Linked DNA regions of Mus musculus: regions 1 and 2 are each linked to region 3. The links are chromatin loops, found by intact Hi-C in ENCODE. Cell type or tissue: heart. All regions are shown on one strand.

What was found. Peaks named below come from ENCODE experiments on the same cell type or tissue, not always from the same donor. Only the 100,000 strongest peaks of a DNase experiment are listed, where the experiment ranks them.
Region 1: it touches region 3 in a loop (9-fold over the local background); 28 of 42 quality-filtered maps call a loop at or near these places.
Region 2: it touches region 3 in a loop (5-fold over the local background); 35 of 42 quality-filtered maps call a loop at or near these places.

What each region holds. Positions count from the first base shown.
Region 1 is chr17:28,403,042-28,411,041 of GRCm38, forward strand. It overlaps Fkbp5 (FK506 binding protein 5), which reads right to left. Exons shown (of 11, transcript NM_010220.4): 8 at 7,469-7,552; 9 at 3,044-3,229. Among named protein-coding and RNA genes, the nearest start is that of Gm22146, 39 kb to the right of the region's middle. In heart, CTCF peaks have their summits at 2,259 (motif pointing left) and 4,538 (motif pointing right); a DNase peak (open chromatin) is centred at 4,550.
Region 2 is chr17:28,381,691-28,389,690 of GRCm38, forward strand. No RefSeq gene overlaps it. Among named protein-coding and RNA genes, the nearest start is that of Tulp1, 20 kb to the left of the region's middle. In heart, a CTCF peak has its summit at 2,826 (motif pointing left); a DNase peak (open chromatin) is centred at 4,651; H3K4me3 peaks cover 656 bases; H3K27me3 peaks cover 3,633 bases.
Region 3 is chr17:28,524,740-28,532,739 of GRCm38, forward strand. Armc12 (armadillo repeat containing 12) reads left to right here and starts at 6,122. Exons shown (of 6, transcript NM_026290.3): 1 at 6,122-6,307; 2 at 7,236-7,381; 3 at 7,604-7,738. The coding sequence starts at 6,145. E230001N04Rik (a long non-coding RNA gene) reads left to right here. Exons shown (of 2, transcript XR_385504.4): 2 at 1-1,149. It overlaps Gm41506 (a long non-coding RNA gene), which reads right to left. Exons shown (of 3, transcript XR_003952333.1): 2 at 4,890-5,041; 3 at 4,006-4,202. In heart, CTCF peaks have their summits at 563 (motif pointing left) and 5,785 (motif pointing left); DNase peaks (open chromatin) are centred at 2,892 and 3,422; H3K4me3 peaks cover 695 bases; H3K27me3 peaks cover 3,578 bases.

The sequences.
Region 1 (8,000 bases), 120 kb before region 3:
TGAGCCCCTGATGGTGCTGAGAGCTTTGACTGGACCTCACTCTGTAGACCAGGCTGCCCTCGAACTCAGAAATCCGCCTGCCTCTGCCTCCCAAGTGCTGGGATTAAAGGCTTGCACCACCACTGCCTTTATTATTATTATGGTTATTATTATGACCCTTATAATAAAAACAAGCCCTGAAAATCTTCCTGTGAGGATCAGTTAAGTGAAACCCCATGGTTCACAGAATGGATCTAAAGAGGTGAGTCTTTTCACACCAAGCTCAGTGAGGGACAAGTGTAGAATGCACTCATCTGACGTGGAAAGACTGCTGCTTTCACATAATAACTATGTCCAAATCTTTCTCTATTTAGTGTATATATATATATATATATATATATATATATATATATATATATTTGTGTGTGTGTGTTGTGTATTATACAAGTATGTATCGATGCATCTGTGCCAGCGAGCACACACACACACACACACACACACACACACACACACACGCACGCACGACAGGTATCTTCCCTTTTATTTTCTGCTTTATTTCTTTTGAACCTAGAGCTCACAATTTTCAAGTTTTCAGAGAGACTGGCAGTCAGCAAGCACTAGTGATCCTTTATCCTGATCCACTTAGTGCTCCCCTTCTCTGTGGGTTAGGCCAGGCTTGTATGTTGAGTGCCAAGATCTGAACTCGGGCCCTATATGCTTGCACAGTGAGTACTCTTACAGCCTCTGAGCCACCTTTCCAGTCCTAAATCTACATATTTTAAGAATACATATGCAAAGTCTGGGGTTTATCTTAGCTTGCCTAGTATATACAAAATACTGAATTTTATCCCTATCTTAAAAACAAAACAGCCGGGCGGTGGTGGCACACGCCTTTAATCCCAGCACTCGGGAGGTGGAGGCAGGTGAATTTCTGAGTTTGAGGCCAGCCGTATCTACAAAGTGAGTTCCAGGACAGCCAGGGCTACACAGAGAAACCCTCTCTCAAAAAACCACCACCAAAAACAAAAACAAACAAACAAATAAAACAAACCACCAACAGGAGGTGGAGGCAGGAGGACCAGAAGTTCAGCTACAAAGCAAGTCTTAAGTCAAACTGGGATATGAGAGTTTGACTGAAAAAAATAAAGCAGTTATTCTTCATTTGGAAAAACTAGGACTCTATAGAGAAAGATGCTCTGGGAGGGGAGAGAGACACTCAGTGGGAAGGGCACCTGCTGATGAGCTTCAGTGAGCTTGGTCCTTCAGCATGGGGGAAGGAGAACTACCCCCAGGCCGCCCATGTGTGTACCATGTGCACACGCACATGCAGACAACCTCTCCTACCATAGTAAATGTCTAAAGGATTGGAGAAGCCATTCCCGGGCTAAGAGCATGGCTCTTGCAGAAGCCTCGAGTTCAGTTCCCAGCAGCCCAGCAACCCTATCACAGCTGCCTGGGACTCAAGCTCTAACGATCAGACTCCCTCTGCTGGACCCAGGGAGCACCTGCGCATACACACACACACACACACACACACACACACACACGCGTGCGCGCGCCACATACAGATAACACAAATATTATCTGTACATGTACAAATATTTTAAAGATAAAGTAAATCTTTAAATGAGTGGCTTTGGGAGAGAAAGTTGATGGGAATTTTATAGCTGGGCTTTTTTTCTTTTTCTTTGTTTTTGTTTTTTCGAGTCAGGGTTTCTCTGTGTGGTGCACCCCTTTAATCCCAGCACTCGGAGGCAGAGGCAGGCAGATTTTTGAGTTCGAGGACAGCCTGGTCTACAAAGTGAGTTCCAGGACAGCCAGAGCTATACAAAGAAACCCTGTCTCAAAAAACCAAAAAAAAAAAAAAAAAAAAAAAAAAAAAAAAAAAGCATGAGCCACAACTGCCTGGCTTTTTTTTTTTTTTTTTTTTTTTTTTTTTTTTTTTTTTTTGATAGCTGGGCTTTCTTGTGTGCTTAAATTCTGAACTTTGTAACAGCTATATATTTAAAAAAAAAAACAGCACAAACTTTAAAAAGTATAATTAACAATAATATTCCTCTCTCAAGGCAAAACAAGCCAACTAAACTCTTATATAAAATGTCTTTTTTGCCACTTTATATCTATTTTTTGTTGTTTTTAAAAAATGTATTATTGTGCTAGAAAGATGGCTCAGCAGTTAAGAACACTGACTGCTCTTCCAGGGATTCTGAGTTCAAGTCCCAGCAAACACATGATGGCTCATAACCATCTGTAATGAGGACTGATGCCCTCTTCTGGTGGGCAGGTACAGAGTCCTCATACACATCAATAAATCTCTAAAATAATATATTATTATTACCTTTGTGTATGCACATGTAATACTATGAATGAGGAAGAGGCCAGAGGACATATGACAAAGTTGTTCTTTCTTTCCCACAAGGTCCTAGGAATCAAACTCCTGTCATCAGGCTTGACAGCAAGTGCCTTTACCAGCTGAGCTATCTTGATAATAGTTATTTTTTGAGACAAGAACTCATGTAGCCCAGGCCAGCCTTGAACTCTCAATTCTTCTGTTTTGCCTCTCAAATGCTGAGACCATAGGCATTAACCATGGTGGTAAATGCTCTGAATAAGAATGTCTCCCCCCCCCCCCAGGCTTATATATTTGAATACATCATCACCAGGGAATGGAATTGTTTCAAAGGATTAGAAGGATTAGAAATTAGGAAGTGTGGCTTGTTGGAGGAAGTGTGTCACTGGGGGTAGGCTGTATGGCTCAGTGGTAAAGTGTTTGCCTAGCATGCACAGTGCCCTGGGTTCAATCCCCAGCCTTGCAAACAAAACAATAAAGAGGGAACCTCAAGGCTCTTTGTCTCCTCTCCCACAAAGGACCAGGGTAAGGAAGACCACAGATGAAGACTCTTATCAATTCTGTTAATGGCTTTATGTAAAATGCAGGATAAAAGTAGTGCACAAAAAGCCCCATCCTTTATGGCGTCCCAGCTCATGCTGACCATAGAGGAACAGCCTGAAGGGGGCAGAGGTGCCACACAGATAAACGGAGAGTGAAGTACGGCTCACCCACCTTGTCGCAGCACTCCACGGCTTTGTTGTACTCTCGGAGCTTCAGGTAGCACATGGCCAGGTTCAGGAAGGCTGCGAGGAGGAACGACTCTGAGGCTTTGGACTCCTTCTCTGACAGGCCGTATTCCATCTCCAGCCAGGACACTATCTTCCTGTACTGAATCACGGCCTGCGTGTACTTGCCTCCCTAGGAGAAAAAAGCCCCCAACAACTTGTATCCATCTGGAAAGGATGCAGTGAAGTGTGAGCGTGGCCTGCCCTAGCCGAGTGCTCACACGGAATAGTTCTGCATGTCAGCCCCACTCTATCTCCTGTCCCTCCCTAGTTCTGCGGAAGCTCTGCTGGCCTGTGAGGTGGCCTGGACCAGGGTAATGCCACCGCATGGCTGCTTCAGTGTTCTTTCAGCCTGGCAGCAGGAGGTTACACTGTTTGGAACCAACATTCCTCAGTCTTTCAAAAGGATGGTGAGCCATTTGGCTTATGGAAGAGGAGGTGACTTTCCTCTTTTCTCTTGGCATTCAGCACTGATAGTAAATACTGCAATATGGTAACTGGCAGTCCCCACACAGCAGGCCTGTCTAAAGCAGATTGTGCAAACGCTCGGCTCTCAGTAGCAGTGAAAGCAGAGGCAGCACGGCAGAGCTGCAGTGCCGGGGCTCTACCCCGGCACCATGTGATTGTTAAGAGTGGGTGGGCCAGAATGCCCTGTGCTGACCACGGCCATTGATAGCACACAGTGTACATAACCCTAAAGAGCAAGCTTACCGTGTGAGAGACTGTCCTGCTCTTGTCTGGTCTAGCAGCCTCCTCCGCCGTACCAAGGCCTCATGCATACTAAGCAAGCACCATCCCTGCTCTATTTCTAGGCTGATGTTTTTATTTCACACAGAAAAGGCCTTGCTAAATTGACAAGTCTAGTGCCAAACTCAGTCTTCCTGCCTCAGCTCCCAGGCAGTGCTTCTCAGCCTTCCTAACGCTATGACCCCCTTTCTCATAACCATAAAACTCCCAACCATGAAACGTTTTCTGTTGCTACTTCATAACTGTAATTTTGCTACTGTTATGAATCAGAACGTAGACACCTGATATCTGATATGTGACCCCTGTGAGGCGCTGTTTCAGAGTAACCAGACTCTAGATATGGTCCTGCTTACTACTGAGTTCTGAGAGTTGTAAACACTGAATGTTGTACATAGCACATGCCCTAAACAACAAACTGTGGGGTGGAGACAGCGTGCTGACTACTGTAGGTACAGCTGCACCACGGAATGGCAGCTTGTAACAACACGAGTAAACCTGGAATATAGGTGACAGTTCTTTTCTGCACAGTAATTACAAGCTTGAATACAGAGGACCCTTCCTGTACGACTGTACAAGGGATGGCAGACCTGACTGCACTCGGGAGAGGGAGCCATGACGATGTAGAGCTCTTCCTACAACACTCCAGCTCTCAAGCACAATCAGCCAGCCGCGGCCACACTTCCTTCCCAAGGAGCACTAGGGGGCGCAAGATGCCCGCACACAGCAGAGCGTCCTTAGCCTTCCTTTGTGCAGTGACAGTGCTACAGTGCCTGACAGTAACTTTCAGAACCGGATGAGGACAGTGCTTTCTGTGTCTCTGCATGAGTGTTCAGAGGTTGAAAGGAAGTTTCAACATCAGTCTAAATACCACATTCAGTCCCTCTCTGCCCACAGCTGAAACTGGCCTGGCAGGTGAATAGATCATGCAGATATTAAGGGACATAGAACTGTAGTCCAGCCCATCCCTACAGTCACCCACACTCTGCACATGGCACACATCACGTCAGATACTCTGGGAAGATGACGCTGGCCAGAGCAGCACAGCCAAAAGAAAGGCTCCTTAAACTTTGAAGGGAGAAGGGACAAGCAGACAGAAGGCAGTCCTCCAGCCTCTGAAGCAGACAGCCTGACTGGGGGGGTGGGGGGGTGGGGCGGCGGTGGGCGGTGCCTTGCTCCTCACCTAGAATGAGGAAGGAGCCTCCAGGAAGTGCTTGGTGAGACAAAATGTTCAGAGACATTCTGGGGTAAGTCTTAGGTCAGTGATTTTGAACCTTTCATTAATTTTTTTCCCCCCAACAGACTGATGTTTTGAAAGATCCTGTCTATCAGATTACATGTTAAAAATAATGTGTTCCGTATGTGTGACTAGTGATCCAGATTTTATCCAGATTGGTCATTTTAGGAAGATTTGAAACATGTTGAAATATACTTATCACCCCTGAAAGGCTCCCTGCAACACAGGTGATTGGCCTCAATGACATGGAAGGGACAGCTCCATTTCCAGATCCCTGCTCAGGGCTCCTATCGCCATCTGCTTGGCTGCCCATGAGTCATACGTTAGTTTATAACTTTGTTACAAATACACACTGTCTCTGCCAGTGTTTCTTTTGAGGTGACTATGGCCCCATAGTTCTGCAGTTGTCCCACATGGTGTTCTTGTTCCAACCCCCTAATGTAAGTCAGTAGTAGATGTGACAGCATTTCTCAGTACAGAGGCTCATGAAGAGTAGCCTCAGGTCTCTGCTTTATAGTGCTATAAAAAACAAAACAAAACAAAACAAAACAAAACCCAGGGGCTGGTGAGATGGCTCAGTGGATTAGAGCACCCGACTGCTCTTCCGAAGGTCCAGAGTTCAAAAGGTCTGAAGTTCAAATCCCAGCAACCACATGGTGGCTCACAACCATCCGTAATGAGATCTGACTCCCTCTTCTGGAGTGTCTGAAGATAGCTACAGTGTACTTACATATAAATAAAATCTTAAAAAAAAAAAAAAACCCAAACAACAAACAAAAACCCCAATAATTGTGTTTAAAGACTGCTGGTAAAAGAAAGAAAAAGCAAAGAAAACTTGGGTTCCCTCCAAGTCCTTTTTTTTTTTTTTTTGAGGCAGGGCTTCACTGTGTTGCCCTAGTTGTTTGGAATTTGCTCTGTAGGCCAGGCTAGCCTCAAACTCACATACATACACTTGCCTCCAGAGCCCTGTGCTTAAAGGTGTGCCAACAAAGCTGGCTTCTGGCTTGGGTCTCCACACTACAAGGCAGAGACAGGAGTCAGCCACTTGCACAGCATCACTTGGCCCAGCAGAAGACTGCCCGCTCTGAACACTCATCGAGAAGCCCTTCACTTGATGTGGAGACAGCAGGAATTTGGAAGTGGGCTGGCAAGCAATGGGCACAGCACTCCGAAATTTCACTTAATGAGTGTGGGTGTCAGCCCTGGGGGATAAAGCACTGGTTCCTGGGTCCTGAGGAGACAGGGCTCTGGAGAGGCAGTAATTCCCTGGGGCAGCTGTAAGTGACATCTTATCACTGTGGCCACAAGGCTCAGTGTTTTCTCCTCATCAGGTTCTTGGGAGGGCCGAGCCTGGTCATCCATGCCGGTCTGCAGGGCCTTTTTGGTACCCAGCCAGTATCATTTTTTTTTTTTTTTTAGATTTATTTATTATTATATGTAAGTACACTGTAGCTGACTTCAGACGCACCAGAAGAGGGCATCAGATCTCATTATGGGTGGTTGTGAACCACCATGTAGTTGCTGGGATTTGAACTCAGGACCTCTGGAAGAGCAGTCAGTGCTCTTACCCGATGAACCATCTCGCCAGCCCCTCAGCCAGTATCATTAATGGCATCTTTATCTTGTTGCTCAGTTAATAGTGGTACTGATAAGTAATGATATATTTCTTGATAAAACCTTAAATATTAAACATTTATTTTGAGGATATTTGCTGTGAAAGCTGCTGTTTTAATTTAAAGAGCGAAAATGTTTTAAAACATTTTTAAGATTTGTTTTTATTTTTTATTTACTTATTTTATTTATGAGTACTCTGCACATGCGCACGTGCATGTCAGAAGAGAGCATCGGATCCCTGTACAGATGGCTGTGAGCCACCATGTAGGTGCTGGGAATTTAACTCAGAACCTTTGGAAAAGCAGCCAATGCTCTTAACTGCTGAGCCATCTCTCCAGCCTAAAAAAAATTTCAATTGAAAATTATAATTAAAACAATCAGGAGGAGACTTGCCTTCATTGTAGTTACATAAAAGCAGCCACAGCACGGCAACCTGAGAGAGATCATCCAAAGTGAACTGGGGGATCTGCAAGGCCTTTCCTGTCTCACCTGTCAGGGGGGAGCGGGCTGGAGCCGCCCCTGTGAACTCTGACCTGGGACACACACACTCGAGCGAGCCAGGTCTGGTCCACCTCGCCTGCTCCTGAGGAAGCTCCACCTGCTCACAGCACACAGAAGAGGCCTCTGCATTACCTCCTGCACACGAACTCACTCTGCTCACTAATCCTCCTACAGAGCACAGCAGGCCTGTGAGAACTGAGGGTGCGTCTCAGCACAGGGTGCTGATGGATACTGGGTAGGTATCCCCACATGGAAAGGACTTAGAGACTCACACACCTTGAAGTACACAGTTCCCTTCTCTTTCACGATGGCAGCCTGCGTCAGCTTTTCTTTGGTGTCCATCTCCCAAGATTCTTTGGCCTGTGTAGAGATTTGTGGCGTCAGTTAGCTGAGGAGAGGAGGAAACGCAGCAGTTCATGCCTGGGGGACAGCAGCGATCTCTATGAGACCCCAGCAACTGTGGGCCGCTGCTGGGATACCAGCAGGCCAATGCACCGGTGTTCCACTAAGAGCACATGCCATAGCAAGCTGTGGTCTGACCTGTGTTGTCCAAGGAACACAAGCACGGAGCACTCTCACAGACTGCATTTTGAGGGTGACAAAGCAAGCCTCCCTCCTTAGAGACACTGGGATCGTAACCTGGAGCCCCAAAGCTCCCTCACTATGGGCTGCTGTCACGTTAGCAGGCTGTTTCTGTCAGGCTTGCTTTCCAGCTTGGAAGTGAGATTGCTACTTATGGTCCAGGCCAAGCTGCACGTGCATGGAGCACTTCTAAAATCCCAGTTCAGGCAGCTGTCTCTGAATTCAC
Region 2 (8,000 bases), 140 kb before region 3:
TCTTATAAAGGCAACAGTTAACTGGGGCTGGCTTACAAGTTCAGAGGTTCAGTCCAGTATCAAGGCAGGAGCATGGCAGCATCCAGGCAGGCATGGCGCAGGAGGAGCTGAGAGTTCTACATCTTCATCTGAAGGCTGCTAGAAGACTGGCTTCCAGGCAGCTGGGGTGAGGGTCAGGGTCTTAAAGCCCATACCCACAGTGACACACCTACTCTTACAAGGCCACACTTTCTAATAGTACCACTTCCTGTGCTGAGCATATACAAACCATCACAATAGCATAACTGTTTTTGTTTGTTTGTTTTTTAGATTTTATTTATTTATATGAATACTCTGTAGCCTACTTCAGACACACCAGAAGAGGGCATCAGACCCCATTACAGATGGTTGTGAGCCATTATGTGGTTGCTGGGAATTGAACTCAGGACCTCCGGAAGAGCAGTAAGTGATCCTAACCTCTGAGCCATTCCTCCAGTCCTTTTTTTTTTTTTTTTTAAGAAACCCAAACTCTCACTACATACACGGTTCTTCATCTGAGGTCTTGGGTCCTAGCGAGCTGACTGGAATGCCTAGCGGCCCCTCATTCTGCAGTCAATCCTTTTACACAGGGCCAACCTAGGTTTAAGTGGCTGGAGAAACAGACTTATCCCTGATAGGTTCTGCGATCAAGTCACAGCATGGAGGGGGTGCACATGCAACAGAGTGGGGAGCGACTATGGCCAGTTGATTTAGCCACCTTCTATTACAGTAGCCTGTGTGCTCTGAGGAGCCATGGCTTGGCTGATGAGTGTAACTTGGATCTAGTGATTCTGGTCAGGGGAGCTGACATCCTGCTGTGTCCCTGAGACAGCGTAGAGGAAGCCAGATTTGGAATGCATACCTGAAATCCTGGCACTGGGGAGTCTGAGGCAGGAGGATTGCTGTAAGCTGAAGATCAGCTTGGGCTATATAGCGAGTTCTAGGCCAGCCTGAGATATAGCATAACACAGCACTCGGGAAGCAGAGGAGGGGAGATCTTCAACTGTAAGCCAGCCTGGTCTACAAAGTGAGTTCCAGGACAGCCAGGGCTATACAGAGAGACCCTGTCTCAAAAAACCAAAACACCAAAAAAAAAAAAAAAAAAAAAAAAACACCAAAAAAAAAGGAAAGAAAACAACAACAACAAAAAAGACTCTGCTTTGAAACAAGCCAATACACAAATACACAAATGCCAAGCCACAAATCAACAACCACACACACAGAAAAAAAAAAAAATCCAAGGAAGTTAAAAAGGAAAAAGTATAATGTGAAGAGAGGCGGGGAAGATTTGTCACTTGCATGTCCCTTGCTCCTGGAATGTTCCAGAAGGCACCCAGCATTCAAGATTTGTGAAGGCGGCCCGGGGAGACAGCCCCGATGGCAGAGAGCCTCCTGTACTAACACAAGGATCTTAGCACCTCATAAAGAGCTGCGAGCAGAGGCCAGGGTGCGGGGCTCACCAGCCCAACTCTGAGTGCAAGGCTCCAGGTTCATTTAGTCACATGATGGTGTGTGACAGTGTGTGAGAAAGTGTGTGTGAGTGTATGTGTATGAATGTGTGTGTGTGTGTATGTGTGGTATGAGAGAGTGTATGAGTGTGTGTTAAGTATGTGAGTGTCTGAGTGTGAGTATATGTGTGTATGAGCATCTGTGTATGTGTGTGTGTGTGTGACTGATTGTGTGTGTATGTGTGTGTGTGTATGACTGATTGTGTGTGTATGTGTGTGTGTGACTGATTGTGTGTATATGTGTGTGTGACTGATTGTGTATGTGTGTGACTGTGTGTTTATGTGTGTGTGACTGATTGTGTGTATATGTGTGTGACTGATTGTGTGTGTATGTGTGTGTGTGACTGATTGTGTATGTATGTGTGTATATGTGTGTGTTTGTGTTTGTATGTGTAAGTGTGTATGAGTATCTGTGTATGGGTGTGTGTGAGTATGTAGTATGAGAGTGTATGTGTGTTTATGTGTGTGAGTATCTGTATGTGGTGTGTGTGTGTGTGTGAGTGTTCGTATATGAATGTGTCTGAGTGTGTGTGAATGTATGTGTTTGTATGAGTGAGTGTGTTTGTGAATGTGTGTGAGTGTATGTGAGTATGCATGTGTGCACACACAAGCTTCAACCATTTTCCCAGCACAATCTTTTGAAAGCGGTGGCCACATCTCTCATCCCAGGACTGGGAGGCTGAGGCAGAGGTCCAAAGGTTCCAGGTTGAAGCTGAGAGATTCTGTAGTGAACTCTGCCAGCTCTTCTAGAGGACCTGTGCTCTGTCCCCAGCACCTAAGTTGGGTGGCCTGTAACTTTAGCTCTGGGAGATTCAATACCCACCTCTAAGGATACCCGCACGTGTCACACGTGGCACACACAGAGACACATAAATAAAAGTCAATGTTAAAAGAAAAAGAGAGCCAGGAGTGGTGGCGCACGCCTTTAATCCCAGCACTTGGGAGGCAGGGGCAGGCGGATTTCTGAGTTCGAGGCCAGCCTGGTCTACAGAGTGAGTTCCAGGACAGCCAGGGCTACACAGAGAAACCCTATCTCGAAAAATTAAAAAAGAAAAAAAGAAAAAAGAAAAAGAAAGGAAGGAAGGAAGGAAGGAAGGAAGAAAGAAAGAAAGAAAGAAAGAAAGAGAGAAAGAAAGAAAGAGAGAAAGAAAGAAGGCTTCTAGGTCATCCCCAGCTACACAGAGTTTGAGGCTAGCCTGATCTACGTGAGACTCTGCCTTAAAACAGCAATAGGTACTTGAGAGATGGGTCATAACCATTCCTAACTTCAGGTCTGTGGGATCTGGCGCCCTCTTCTGGCCTTCTTGGACACTTGTTTGCACATGATATACATATATACATTCAAACATACATATATACAGGCAAACACTCACACACACACACAAAAGAAATCTAATAGCAACAAAGTTGAAATTTGGGAGCCATCTCATTAAACTGTTTGGCTGGAGGCCTACTGGCCTCAAAACCGAACCGCATCTTCTAATGCACAAACACAGGGCATCCCCTTGTAGGCTCTGGACTTTACTCCCGGAGACTGTGCTTCGCAGCTTTCTGAGAACATCTCCACACAGGGTTTTTGACTTTGAGCCTGAATATTTTATACTGTTTTTCTCCCCGTGGGCCACAATGAGCCCAAGGGCTCGCGCACGCCAGGTAAGTGCTCCACGGCAGAGTGCTACCCATGGCCCTGAGTTTCTGTCTTTTATTTTTACTTTTAGCTGAAATTCTCAAGCATGTGTGTGGTGTAGACACGAGGTGCGGACATTTACCCACTTACGTCTGAGAATGCAGAGACCTGGGGGCATTTGGGTGTCTTCCTTTATGTGGGCCACCTTCAGCCGCCAACACTGGGGTTACAGGGACATGCAGCTTAAAAAAAAAAGCATTAAAAGAACTACTTTGAGGGGAGGCGTCCTATAGGGTGGGGTCCTATAGGGTGGGGCCCTATAGGGTGGGGTCCTAGGGTTTGAACTTGAACTCATCTCACTGGCCCATGGCCATCGTTGTATTTTATCCCTCATGAAGCCAGGCTGGACTCACTCCCTCTGTGGCTGGAGACAACCTTGGACTTCTCAATCCCTGCCTCCGTCTCCCAGTGTGGGACTGTGGGGCTGTGATGCCACACCTGGCTCCAGAACGGGTTCGTAAATTACCTTTTCATTTTGGATTGCACGTTCCTAGCACATAGAGAACCCGGCCCTCTGCCTCCGCTCTCAGGTGCTGGGATTGGATTGCAGGTGCCACTGTGTCCAGCCCAGGGTTTTTGTTTGCTTGAGACAGGGTTTCTCTCTGTAGCCCTGGCTGCCCTGGAATTCACTCTGTAGACCAGGCTGGCCTCGAATTCAGAGATCCGCCTGCCTCTGCCTCCCAAGTGCTGGGATTAAAGGCGTGCACTACCACGCTTGGCAGCCCAGAGCTTTTTTATAGTCTATGGATATCCTGATATATATATATATATATATATATATATATATATATATATATATATATATATATATATATATATATAATTTATTTTCTTTTTGTGCTTTGCCTGTATGTATGTATGTATGTGTAGCACATGTGTGCCTGATATACTCATCAGATCCCTTGGAACTGGAATTATAGACAGTTATGAACTGCCATGTGGGCACTGGGAATCAAACTTGGGTCTTCTGCAAGAACAAGTGCTCTTAACTACTGAGGAATTTCTTCAGTCCCCTCGTGGTATATTGTGGTGTATTTTTGATAGGCACATGATGACTATGATACACAAACACACATATGTGTATATGCATGTTATTTTACCCACATGTATATATGTGTACTATCTGCGTGCCTGGTGCTCCCCCCGCCCCCCGAGCCCAGAGAGGGGCATTGGGCCCTCTGGAACTGGATTTATAGACAGCCGTGAGCCACCTTGTAGATGCTGGGAATCGAACCCAGGTCTTCTGGAAGAGCAGCTAACTTCTAATGGCTGAGCTACCTCTCCAGCTCCCAAGGTCTATTTCTAATAGGCACATGGCTAGCGTGGTACAGGCTACCCTTCCAGACCCCTGTGTAGCTGGACAGGCATAGCCTTGAAGTCTAACCACTGAATGTGGGTCAAGGCGACTGTGCAGTTATTTGTAAGCTGCGCTGAGCGCGAGGCCGCTTGGCGGAGATCTTCCGGGTGACGCCCACCAGAGGGCAGCACTGAGTGTCTGCGTTGGAGACCCACGTACCTGAAAGACTCCCTGGCTCTTAACAGAAAAAAAGCGTTACCTGCTGGCTTAACAGTTCTCTACCATCTTTCTGGGGTCCCCAGGGCGTGAAGCATCTCCCTTTTTGGTTCTTCATATATTACTTAATTCCCAGGCTGGCAGTGGCTGCTCCTCCCATCAAGAGCGCTTGCCGGCAACCGCAACACAATTACCGGCAGTGGTGAGGTGTTCAGCCTCCCTCAACACCCTGACCCAGATTGCTCTGCTCATCTGCATCTGAGTGCTTCAACCATCCCTGGACTCTACCAGTCACAGCCCTCGCTCCGCTGACCTGGTGCGCCTGCGTACATGGTCTCTGTTCTCTGCTGCACAGAGATGCCCACTTCTACACTGGGGCAGTGCTTTGCATGTTGATCCAGCCCCTCACACCCTCACTCCATTGGGATTAAAAAAACGATCCCCTGTGTTTTGGCGCTGGGGAGATGGCTCAGCTGTTAAGAGCACTGGTTGCTCTTCCAGTGAACCCAGCTTTGGTCTCTGTCACCCACGAAGCAGCTGACTGTAACTCCAGTCTCAGGTGAGCCTTTCCTTTTGCCTCCAAGGGCACCAGACACTTATGCAGTAAACAGACATACACGTAAGCATCCATATGTAGCCGTGCATTGTTAATCCACTCTGAGTTCCCCGGGGGTGATCGCATTTCTTTCTTTATTTTTTTTTCCATTTTTTATTAGGTATTTAGCTCATTTACATTTCCAATGCTATACCAAAAGTCCCCCATAGCCACCCACCCCCACTCCCCTACCCACCCACTCCCCCTTTTTGGCCCTGGCGTTCCCCTGTACTGGGGCATATAAAGTTTGTGTGTCCAATGGGCCTCTCTTTCCAGTGATGGCCGACTAGGCCATCTTTTGATCGCATTTCTTGACACCGCCAGACTTCTCTGGATTTGAGAATGAAACACACACACACACACACACACACACTTTATTATACCTTGACTAGCTCAATGGTTGGGCACTTCCAAACCTCCCAGCAGCTAGCACACCCTCCCCTCCGGTATTCCAGGTTAACACTTTCTAAATCTCTATTTATCTTTGCTGCCCTGTTTCCTCCTGGGCAGCCCTCCCATGCACTTTCCCTTTGTACCCACATTGCAGATTTCTCTCCTGAAGCTCTGAAATCTGATCTCTCTGCTTCCCCACCATGGAGATTCCGTGCCTTCTCCCTTCTGCGTTCCTTGCCCAGGAATCCTAAAAGCCCCGCCTCTTTCCACCATGCCCTGGCCATTGTCTTCGGCACTTTATTGGTGAATCAAAAACCAACAAGGACCCTCTGCGTCTGAATGTGCAGATTCCTATGTGATTTTGGGAGCCAAATTAAGACAAAGCATTAGAACCAATCCCAACATCCACACACACGAAACAAATAAAATTAAAAATGAATAAAAGCTCTCTTGGGACTGGAGAGGGGGCTCAGAGTTTAGTGGCAGTTGTTTCTCTTTCGAAGAACCCGAATTTGGTTCCTAGCACCCACATCAGGTGACTCACAACCAAGCACTCCAGTGATCCAACATCTTCCTCAGGTCTACACTGGTGTGGCAGGAGCAGGTGCTGTGTACACACACACACACACACACACACACACACACACTGTTTTAAAATGGTCTCTTCCTCCAGTACTCTTTATTAACTGATCATCAACTGTGCACAATAAATATATGTGAAAACAAAAACAAAATGTTCCTCATGTACACCAGACAACCACATACTACATCATGTATGCCGGACAACCACATAGTCGATCCACTTGAGCAGACCTCTGCTCCCCTTCTGCCTCTGTGGCCCGGAGCCACCCACTCTTCAGGGTTCTGCCATTCTGCCACCTGAGATTGGCTCACCTGCTCTTGAGCACTGCAATTGTATGCGGCCCATTCTACAGAGTATAATATTGAGCCTGTGTTCTTTCATACCAGAGAAATCTTGCATTTCAGGTGTTAGGTGTTGCACTCTGCACAGAAAGCACAGAGTGGTACGCATGCCAGTGTGGCTTTGTTTCTCCAGGCTGAGTATACTTTTAGTACTATTTATTTAGAGATGGGGTCTCACTATGTAGTCCTGGAATTTGCACTGTAAGCAGGCTGAGCTTGAACTCAGTGCTGGGATTTAAGGTGAGAGTCACCATGCCAGGCTAGAAGGTGGTGTAGGATAGTTCATAGCTGTTTTGCTGTTCACACCACTGTTCGTGCAGCTGTTCATACAGCTGTTCATCAGCTGTCCATGCAGCTGTTCACACAGCTGTTCATGCAGCTGTCCAAGCAGCTGTTCATGCACCTGTTTGTGCAGCTGTTCATACAGCTGTTCATGCAGCTGTCCAAGCAGCTGTTCATGCAGCTGTTCGTGCAGCTGTTTATGCAGCTGTTCGTGCAGCTGTTCACACAGCTGTTCATGCAGCTGTCCATGCAGTGGTATCTTTTAAAATGCTTCTTAAAAATTAGTGCATCTTAGTGTGTGTGTGTGCATGCATGCATGCATACGTGTGCATGCGCTCCCGTGCATGTGAAGGTCAGAAGACAACTTGCAGACTCCTTCTACCATGTGGGAAGCAGGGATCCAATACAGGTCATCCGTATTTACCCACTGGGCCACCCTGCCATCTCTTAGTAACTGGTATTTGGAGCGTTTGAAACCTTCTCTTCATGGGAGGAAAGGGCAATGGGAAGGGTACGCCTACTGAGGTGTAACACTGCTGGCTCTACGGTGCCCATGGCATCGGGTACCAGTGCTATCCTTGTTAGTCAGCTCTGAAGAACTGACTGATTGACTGATGCCCTTTGGCTGGTCTCCAAGACATGAGGTGTCCTTCTGCCCACTGGTGGAATCCTTGGCTTTTCCATGCTGAGCCAAGCCCCTCATTTCAGCCTGAGCACTTCCTGGGCCATGTCACCTCTCCTGTATGGCTCTCTGGGAGTTTCCCTTCGATTTGCTGTTCTCTGTGGTTGGCACGTCTGTGCCTGACCCCACAGGCATGGCCTCCAAGCTGGGCCTCCCTCACTACAGGATGGACCACCTGCCAGGTTAGTTCTAGAACCAGGTCACTGGGGCAAGAGGCTGCAGGGCAGAGCTCAGCCTGGGGGAAAGGGAAGGTGCCAGGATCAACAGCAAATCCTCCAGGGCTCAGTTAGCTTCTCTACCTACTATCCCCCCCACCCCAACTGTTCCCCAACTCTTCCTTTCTCTTCCCCTCACCTTTAGGGCAGGCCAGGACCGGCCAGCAGGGTCCCTTCAGACCA
Region 3 (8,000 bases):
GCTCTCAAAAGCTGACAGGGTGTACCTGCTGGGTTTGTGTGACAACTTGACACCAGCTGGAGTTATTACAGAGAAAGGAGCTTCCCTTGATGAAATGCCTCCATGAGATCCAGCTGTAGGGCATTTTCTCAATCAAGAGTAGGAGGGCCCAGCCCATTGTGGGTGGTGCCATCCCTGGGCTGGTAGTCCTGGGTTCAAAAGCAAGCTGAACAATCGAGGGGAAGCAAGCCAGTAAATAGCACCCCTCCATTGCCTCTGCATCAGCTCCTGCCCCTAGGTAAGTTCCTGTCCTGACTTCCTTTGGTGATGAACAGTAATGAGGAAGTATAAGCTGAATAAACCCTTTCCTCCCCAACTTCTTAGTCATGATGTTTTGTGCAGGAATAGAAACCCCGACAAGACAGGGAGCTAGAGAGTTGATTCCATCACTTAAGAACATGTGTTGGGGCTGGAAAGATGGCTCAGCGGTTAACACTGCTCTTCCAAAGGTCCTGAATTCAATATCCAGGAACCACATGGTGGCTCACAACCATCTGTAGAGGGATCTGATGCCCTCTTCTGGTGTGTCTGGAGACAGCTACAGTGTACTCATATACATATAATAAATGTTAAAAAAAAAAAAAACAAAAAACAGAAAACAACAAAAAAACCACCCAAAACGTGTTACTCTTCCAAAAGACTCAGGTTTGAATCCCAACACCCACCCGGCAGCTCTGAACCGTAACTCCAGTCCCTGGGGACTCCAGTGCCTCCTGCTGACCTCCTCCACCAGGTCACAGGTGCTGTACATGGAAGTGAACCATTCATACACATTCTAATGAAAGAACAAAAATAATAAGCTGCCAGGGTTCACCCAGGTGCCAGCTGGCAGAACACGTACCCTAAGTCTCCACAAACATCAGCATCCTCAGAATAAAAGAAGCCGTTCCTGCCTGGCTGGATGGCCTGACTTGTTACTCCAGCTACTTAGGAGGCTGAGGGACAGGAGATGCTTGGACACTGCAGACAGCAAACATTCATAGCTGGCCCCGAAAAGCTAACAATGAAGCAACTGATAAGACTTGATGTTGTCGCATAAGACCCTAGGTCTGACTTAAAGCACCACTGGGAAAAAAGAAAGCCCGGTCCCCCACCACCACCAAAAAAAAAGTTGTTTGGTCATCCCAGTTGCCTCAAAGGCAAAACCAGAAGTATCAGGAGAGATCTGGCGGCAGCCAAACAGAGTCGAGTCTTTTTGTTTGTCTTGGTTTTTCCAGACAGGATTTCTGTGTAGCCCTGGCTGTCCTGGAACTCACTCTGTAGACCAGGCTGGCCTCGAACTCAGAAATCTGCCTGCCTCTGCCTCCCGAGTGCTGGGATTACAGGCCTGCACTACCACTGCCTGGCTGCCTTTAGTCTTTAAAGAACAGAAGCCGACTGTGGCACGCTAGTTAAAGCACACTAAAATTCAGACCCCCAGAACCCATGTAAGTCCCATGTGGATGTGGTAGCACACTTGTAAATATAGTCACTGAAGGCAGAGATGGGATCCCCTGAGTAAACTTGATAGCAAAACTAGCCTTTATCCCAGTGACCCGGATTTATTGAGACAGGGTTTCTCTGTGTAGCCTTGGCTGTCCTGGAACTCACTCTGTAGACCAGGCTGGCCTCGAACTCAGAAATCCACCTGCCTCGGCCTCCCAAGTGCTGGGATTAAAGGCGTGCGCCACCAATGCCCGGCTTCTTTTCTTTCTTTTTTATTTCTTCTAGATTTTATTTATGTATGTATATGAATACACTGTAGTTGTCTTCAGACACACTAGAAGAGGGCATCAGATCTTATTATAGATGGTTGTGAGCCACCTTGTGGTTGCTGGGAATTGAACTCAGGACCTCTGGAAGAGAAGTCAGTGCTCTTAACCTCTGAGCCATCTCTCCAGTCCTGTGGCCCGTTTTCTGGATTGCTAATTGAGGCACCATTCCTAAGCAGTTAGGTAGAATTGGGCTAGTGAGATGGCTCAGTGGTTAAGAGTACTGGCTGTTCTTCCAGAGGTCTTGAGTTCAAATCCCAGCAACCACATGGTGGCTTCACAACCACCCATAATGAGATCTGGTGCCATCTTCTGGTTCGTCTGAAGTCAGCTACAGTGTACTTATGTATAATAATAAATAAATCTTTAAAAAAAAAAAAGGTCAGCTGACCATGAGCCGAAGAGTGAGCTGGGAAAAGACCTTCCCTGACTTCAGCTTCAGTCCCTGCCTTGATTTCCCTAAGTGTCAGACTGAGACGTGGAAGTGAAAGGTAAAGAGACCCTTTCCCCACCTGTTTTATCTGGTCACCTGTTTTATCTCAACAAAGCAGAACACAGAAAGATTGTAGCAAGTTGACCTTGAGCTTCTACATGCTTGCACACACAGGTCTGCATATACTCTAAAGCAAGTGGGTACACACGGGCACACACAGGGGCACACCACAAACACCAGAAAACAGAAGAAAAAAGGGAAACGTGAAATTTGCTAAATCATCTCGATTGGGGTCAGAAAGGGTAAAAAGACTGGGTGAGAAGGCAGAGCAGAGACCCAGTCTCAGCCCAGCTAAAGTGGCTTTTGACCCTAAGGTGACAGTCCTGGGGGTGGGGGGGAACTGTTTTCCTGCCTTGAATTGGTGGGAAGTGACAGGTGATCCCAAGGCAGTAGAATCTTCAAGGGACTTTGCTCCTTTTCCTTGTGTTCCATGTTGCTGGGAGTCCCTGAGGTTCCCAGGCAGATTTTCAGAGAGGACAAGAAGATGCCGGGCATAGGTGTGTTCCATGCTCCCTACACCATGGCAAACAGTGAGTCGCGGTTCTGAGTGGGTGGGTCCTGTCAAGCTGTAACAGTTTAATCTCTGTCCAGACTCTCCTACCCTAGCTCGAAAGGGGGGGAGGGGGAGGAAGCTCATGGCCATAGTCACCACCAGAGGCTGTGGCGAGAGGAGAGAATGTTCCAGGCACCTCTGGAGTGCGAATGAAAACATAGACCCTTCGGTCTGCAAATGCAGACACAGCCCAGGCAAAGCTGCTCTCTCTCCCTTTAGGGCCATGTTACAAAGAGAGGCACCAAGTCCCTCTCTGCAAACAGTGAGGGCTGTGTCTAAGCCTTTAAGCACTGACAACATAGCTTAAAGAGCTACCAAGTGCAAGCCTCCATCTGGGATGCTGCCAACAAAGCCAAGCAGCCTTGAGATTTCCTCAGGGAGGCCGACTCCACAGCTGCAATTGGAAGCAGAACAACAGGACAGCAGAACTGTCTAAGGTGTCCATCCGTTGTTTTCAAACTCGGGTGGGAAGAGGCATCGATGCTTGAGGAATAGTCTGCCACTCATAGTGGGAACGCAACACATAGTTCAGGAAGCTGCTGGTGAGCTTCCCCCAAGCTGTCAGGAAAGACACCCAAAGGCCCAAGCCTAGAAGTGGGCCTCTGCTGCCCTCTAGTGGAAGAAAGGGCAGTGGCCCGAGGCACCCGCTGGCCCCTCAAACCTGGCTCAAAGAAAAAGGAACTGGAGAAGTGAATGCGATGTCTTAGTGAAACTCCTCAGTTTGAACAATGAATACGTATGCTAATTAAAAATAAAACAGGAAGCTGGAAGGTGTCAGTGCACACCTTTCATCCCAGCACTTGGGAAGCCTGGTCTACACAAAGTGAGTCCTAGGACAGCCAGAGCTACACAGAGAAACCCTGTCTCGAAGAACAAACAAATCAACAAGCAAAAGCCAGGCACACTAGTGTAATCTGAGCCGTGGGGGAGTTGGGGACAGAGGGATACCCTTGAGCTAAGTGAGTGAGCCTCAGGTTTAGTGAGAGTTCCTGTCTCAGGAATTATGATGGAGCGGGGCCTAGAGAGATGTCTCTCAAGCATGCTACCTGGTTCAATTCCCAGCACGCACATCTGTCTGGCAGCTTGAAACTACCTGTAACTCAGGCTCCAGGAAGATGTGATGCCCCTGCGGGCATCTGCATTGATGTTCACAGACTCACACACAGATAGAAGCATAGAAACATAATGTAATATTAATGTAGTAAGAGGGAGCTGAAGAGATGGCTCAGTGGTCAAGACGATTGGTTGCTCTTGCAAAGAACCAGGTTCGGCTCCCAGCATCTCCATGGTACCTCACAAGGGTCTAACTCCACTGCTAGATCTCACCCTGTCTTCCAACCTGACATTCATGGATGCACATACGTACCTAAAACCAAAACATCCACATACATAAAATACAATAAGTAATAAAATACAATGGAGAGAGAGTGAGCCCAAAGGAGACACTTAGTATTATCCTCTGGCCTGTGTACATGTGTGTGAACACACATGCATATATATATATCTGACACAGGTGCACACACAAGTTCACACATGTACACACACTCACACACACACACACACACACACACATCTCCCAGGCACTCCCACTGTAGGATAAAAAGGCAAAGGATAAACACCCAGACCCGGACTTGACCCTAAGCCCAAGACCAGAAACAAGAAATAGAATCCTATACCAGCCCCTGGGCTTGCCACAAAACCCACCAATCCTGAACAGGAAAATCCACCAATCCCTGAGCTCGCTCAAGCTCAGGAATTGAAATCCCACCAATCCTCATCTTGGAAATCTCCACAGGAAAATCTCCCTGCCCCCAACCCAGGCAGCAAGAAATCTTATATAAGTTTTGCCTTCTGCTCAGTTCTCTGCAGCTTCTCACTCGAGCAGAGACAGCCACCCTCCCAACAGACACAATAGACACAATCTCTTGTATGCCGCTTGTTGGTTATGCAGGGTGACCTTGTGTTATTCCCTGGCTCCCAATTGCCAGGATACCTCTAGCAGCAACTCTAACATTTTCATGGGAGCAGAGCTTTTTCTGGGATCTCCCCCTACCTGAGCAGGGCTGTAACACTTTTGTTGGAGAAACCTTCCCCTGCACAGTCCATTTCCGTAGCGGAAGCCTTTTCCTTCTGAGCCGCAACACTTAGATCCACAACCATACAGGAGCTGGGCGGTGGTGATGCATACCAGTAACCTGCCAGCCACTAGGGAGGTAGAGGCAGGAAGATCAATCAAGGTTATTCTTTTTTTTTGGGGGGGGGGGTCCGAGACAGGGTTTCTCTATGTAGCCCTGGCTGTCCTGGAACTCACTTTGTAGACCAGGCTGGCCTCGAGAACTCATAAATCCACCTGCCTCTGACTCCCGAGTGCTGGGATTAAAGGCGTGCGCCACCACGCCCGGCTCCTGGAAAGGTTATTCTTAACAATATAGTAAGAGCCTGAATTAGGTGATATTTCAAAAACTACAGAGAGGAGGTAGAGAGAGGGCACCACACAGCTAGGTGCTCTTGCTCTTCCTGATGACCCAAGGTTGGTTACTGGCACACACCTGGCTCAGCTCACCACTGTCTGCAACTCCAGTTCTAGTGGGTCCAACACTTTCTTCTGCACGCCTTGGGTATCCACGTGCATGTGACTTTGACACACCTCAATGTAAAAAACCAGGTGTGGTGATGCACACCTTTAACCCAGCAAGGGTTAGGCAGAAGCAGGCAGATTTCTCAGATCTAGGCCAGCCAGGGTTACATAGTGAGGGTTACACTGTTTATAAACAAACAAATATAAGGGGCTGGAGAGAGAGATGGCTTAGCCGGTTAAGAGCGCTGGCTGCTCTTCCAGAGGTCCTGAGTTCAATTCCCAGCAACCACATGGTGGCTCACAGCCATCTGTAATGGGATCTGGTGCCCTCTTCTGGTATGCCTGAAGACAGCTACAGTGTACTTATATACATAAATAAATAAATCTTTAAAAAAAAACCAGAAAGAAAAAAATAAACAAATAGATGACAAAACCCCATAAAGCTCCGAAGAGATGAGCCTTTCCACGCTAGGCAAGCGGTGCCTCTGAGCCCCACTCCCTCCCTCCCTTCTACCCCTAGAGTCTCTGACTTCTTCTTCTCAGCCTCCTAAAGTAGCACCTTCCCTCCTCTGAACCACTCTGAGGCCTCCTGGACCCCGTCATCTCCTAAGTGTCCTTTGTTGCCTAGTGCTGATTCTAGTACCCTGGTTCTGGGCCCTGCCAGGGTTCTGGTTCTAGAATGTTCTCTCCAGGCCTAGCTCCTACCTAGCCACAAGGCAGCACGGAAGACATGGGCAAGACCATTCCCCGGTTCCTGGAGCAACTGGACCTCATCAAAAGCTTCGTGGGCCTGGCTACAGGCGCCGGGGCCTTATACCTGCTGTACAAGGCCGTCAGGACTGGCTTAAAATGTCATCCGCCACTCTGCTCCAACTCGCCGATCTGCATTGCCCGTAAGTGTCCAGGTCCTGGGGAGAGGGCTCTGCCCCAGGAAGCCTCCCTAAGGCCTCCCCTGGGGGGTGGGGGCAAAGGTGACTCTTTCAAGCTCCTCTTTCCTCCTTCCTTCTTTCTCTCCTCCGGTCTGTCTCAGTTCCCCTCCTCCTTCCCAGCACCTGAGGCAAGGCTCTGCTATAGAAGCTAGTTTGGGAGTCTCTGGGTAGCAGGTTTCATAGAGCCAAGTCTCCAGCCAGGAACCATCAGCTTGGCTTTCTCTGTTCTATGTATTGGAAATGGAAATCAAGAGCTTTTTATCTGTCCTGCTCTTGCCTAGGATCTGAAGATACTGAAGGGAAGAAAAGTTGAGACACCTTTTGCCCAGAGTTTCCAACTAGGTCGTGGGGGACTTTATTTGATGTGTTTGGGTGTTTTGCCTGTGTGTGTGTGTGTGTGTGTGTGTGTGTGTGTGTGTGTGTGTGCAGTGCCCACAGAGGCTAGAAGAGAGCATTGGATCCCCAGACTGAAGAAACAGATGTTTGTCAGTCACCATCTGGCTGCTAGAAATCGAACTCAGGTCCTCTGGAAGAACAGTCAGTGTCCTTAACCACTGAGTCATCTCTCTACTCTCCCTAGGGTACTTTTGTGCCATCAGGAAAAGGGTCAGTAATTTGAGATTGTTGGTGAAAGCAGAACCCTACTTGTTGGCGCTACACACCAGGAAAGTTGTCATTGTGGACAAACGAGTGCCTGACAGGGCAGATGGCACATTATTAGATTAGGTTCTTGGTGCGGTGCACAGTTGGTGTTGCAGCAGTCTGTGAAGCGTGAAGCGCTAGGCACAGCCTTTGCCCTCAGCTCCCTCCTTCCCTCTCCCCCACTTCCCAGCCCCTTGCTTTTCCTAATTCTAAGTCCGTATCCCTAACTGTGGACTGGGGTGCTTTCTAGGCCTGGCCATCGAGAGAGAGCGCCACGGGCGGGACTCCGGTGAGATTCGAAGACTTCTCAACTCTCTAGACTGCAAACAGGATGAGTATACCAGGAGCATGATCCTTCATAACATCACCCGCTGCGTGTACTTGCTGGAGGCTGAGGTGGGCGGGGCCGGGCAGGGCGGGGCGGGGCGGAGCTTAGCCGGGCCCTCCCAGTCAGTCTGGTCCTTGGCTTGTAGCTCACCCGTAACCTCAGGCAGCGTCCTCAGACCTGTCCCTCTGATTGCTAGCATCAAAGAAAAGAAGGCCTCAGAGACTTGGGGGACAGTGCAGGCCAAGACACCCGCTTCTCCCGTCTCCCCCACCTCTCCTCACACACTGTAGGCCTCTTCTTGTACTATGGATGACATCGACTTGGTGGCTGACATGCTAGATGAGAAGGACAACAGTGTAAAAATCCAAGCTCTGAATGCACTTAAAGCTTTCTCTGGCATCAGGAAATTCAGGCTCAAAATCCAGGTGAGCCTGGGTAAGATCCGGTCTGGGTCCTTTAATCTGACAGCTGAATGGTGAAGTTTGTTTGAAGCCGAGTTTGTAACCCGGAGGAGGAGACAGTGGTCAGCTTCCTCCAGGGCCACTCAAGTCTCCACATGTCTGCACGACACTGGACCCCCAAAGAGCAGATTCTTAGACACTGGTGCGTAACTTACAATTGGAGTTAACCGTGTAACTCACAAGACTTGTCATTTCAAGGCTAGATGTCGTTTGACTTCTGACAGGC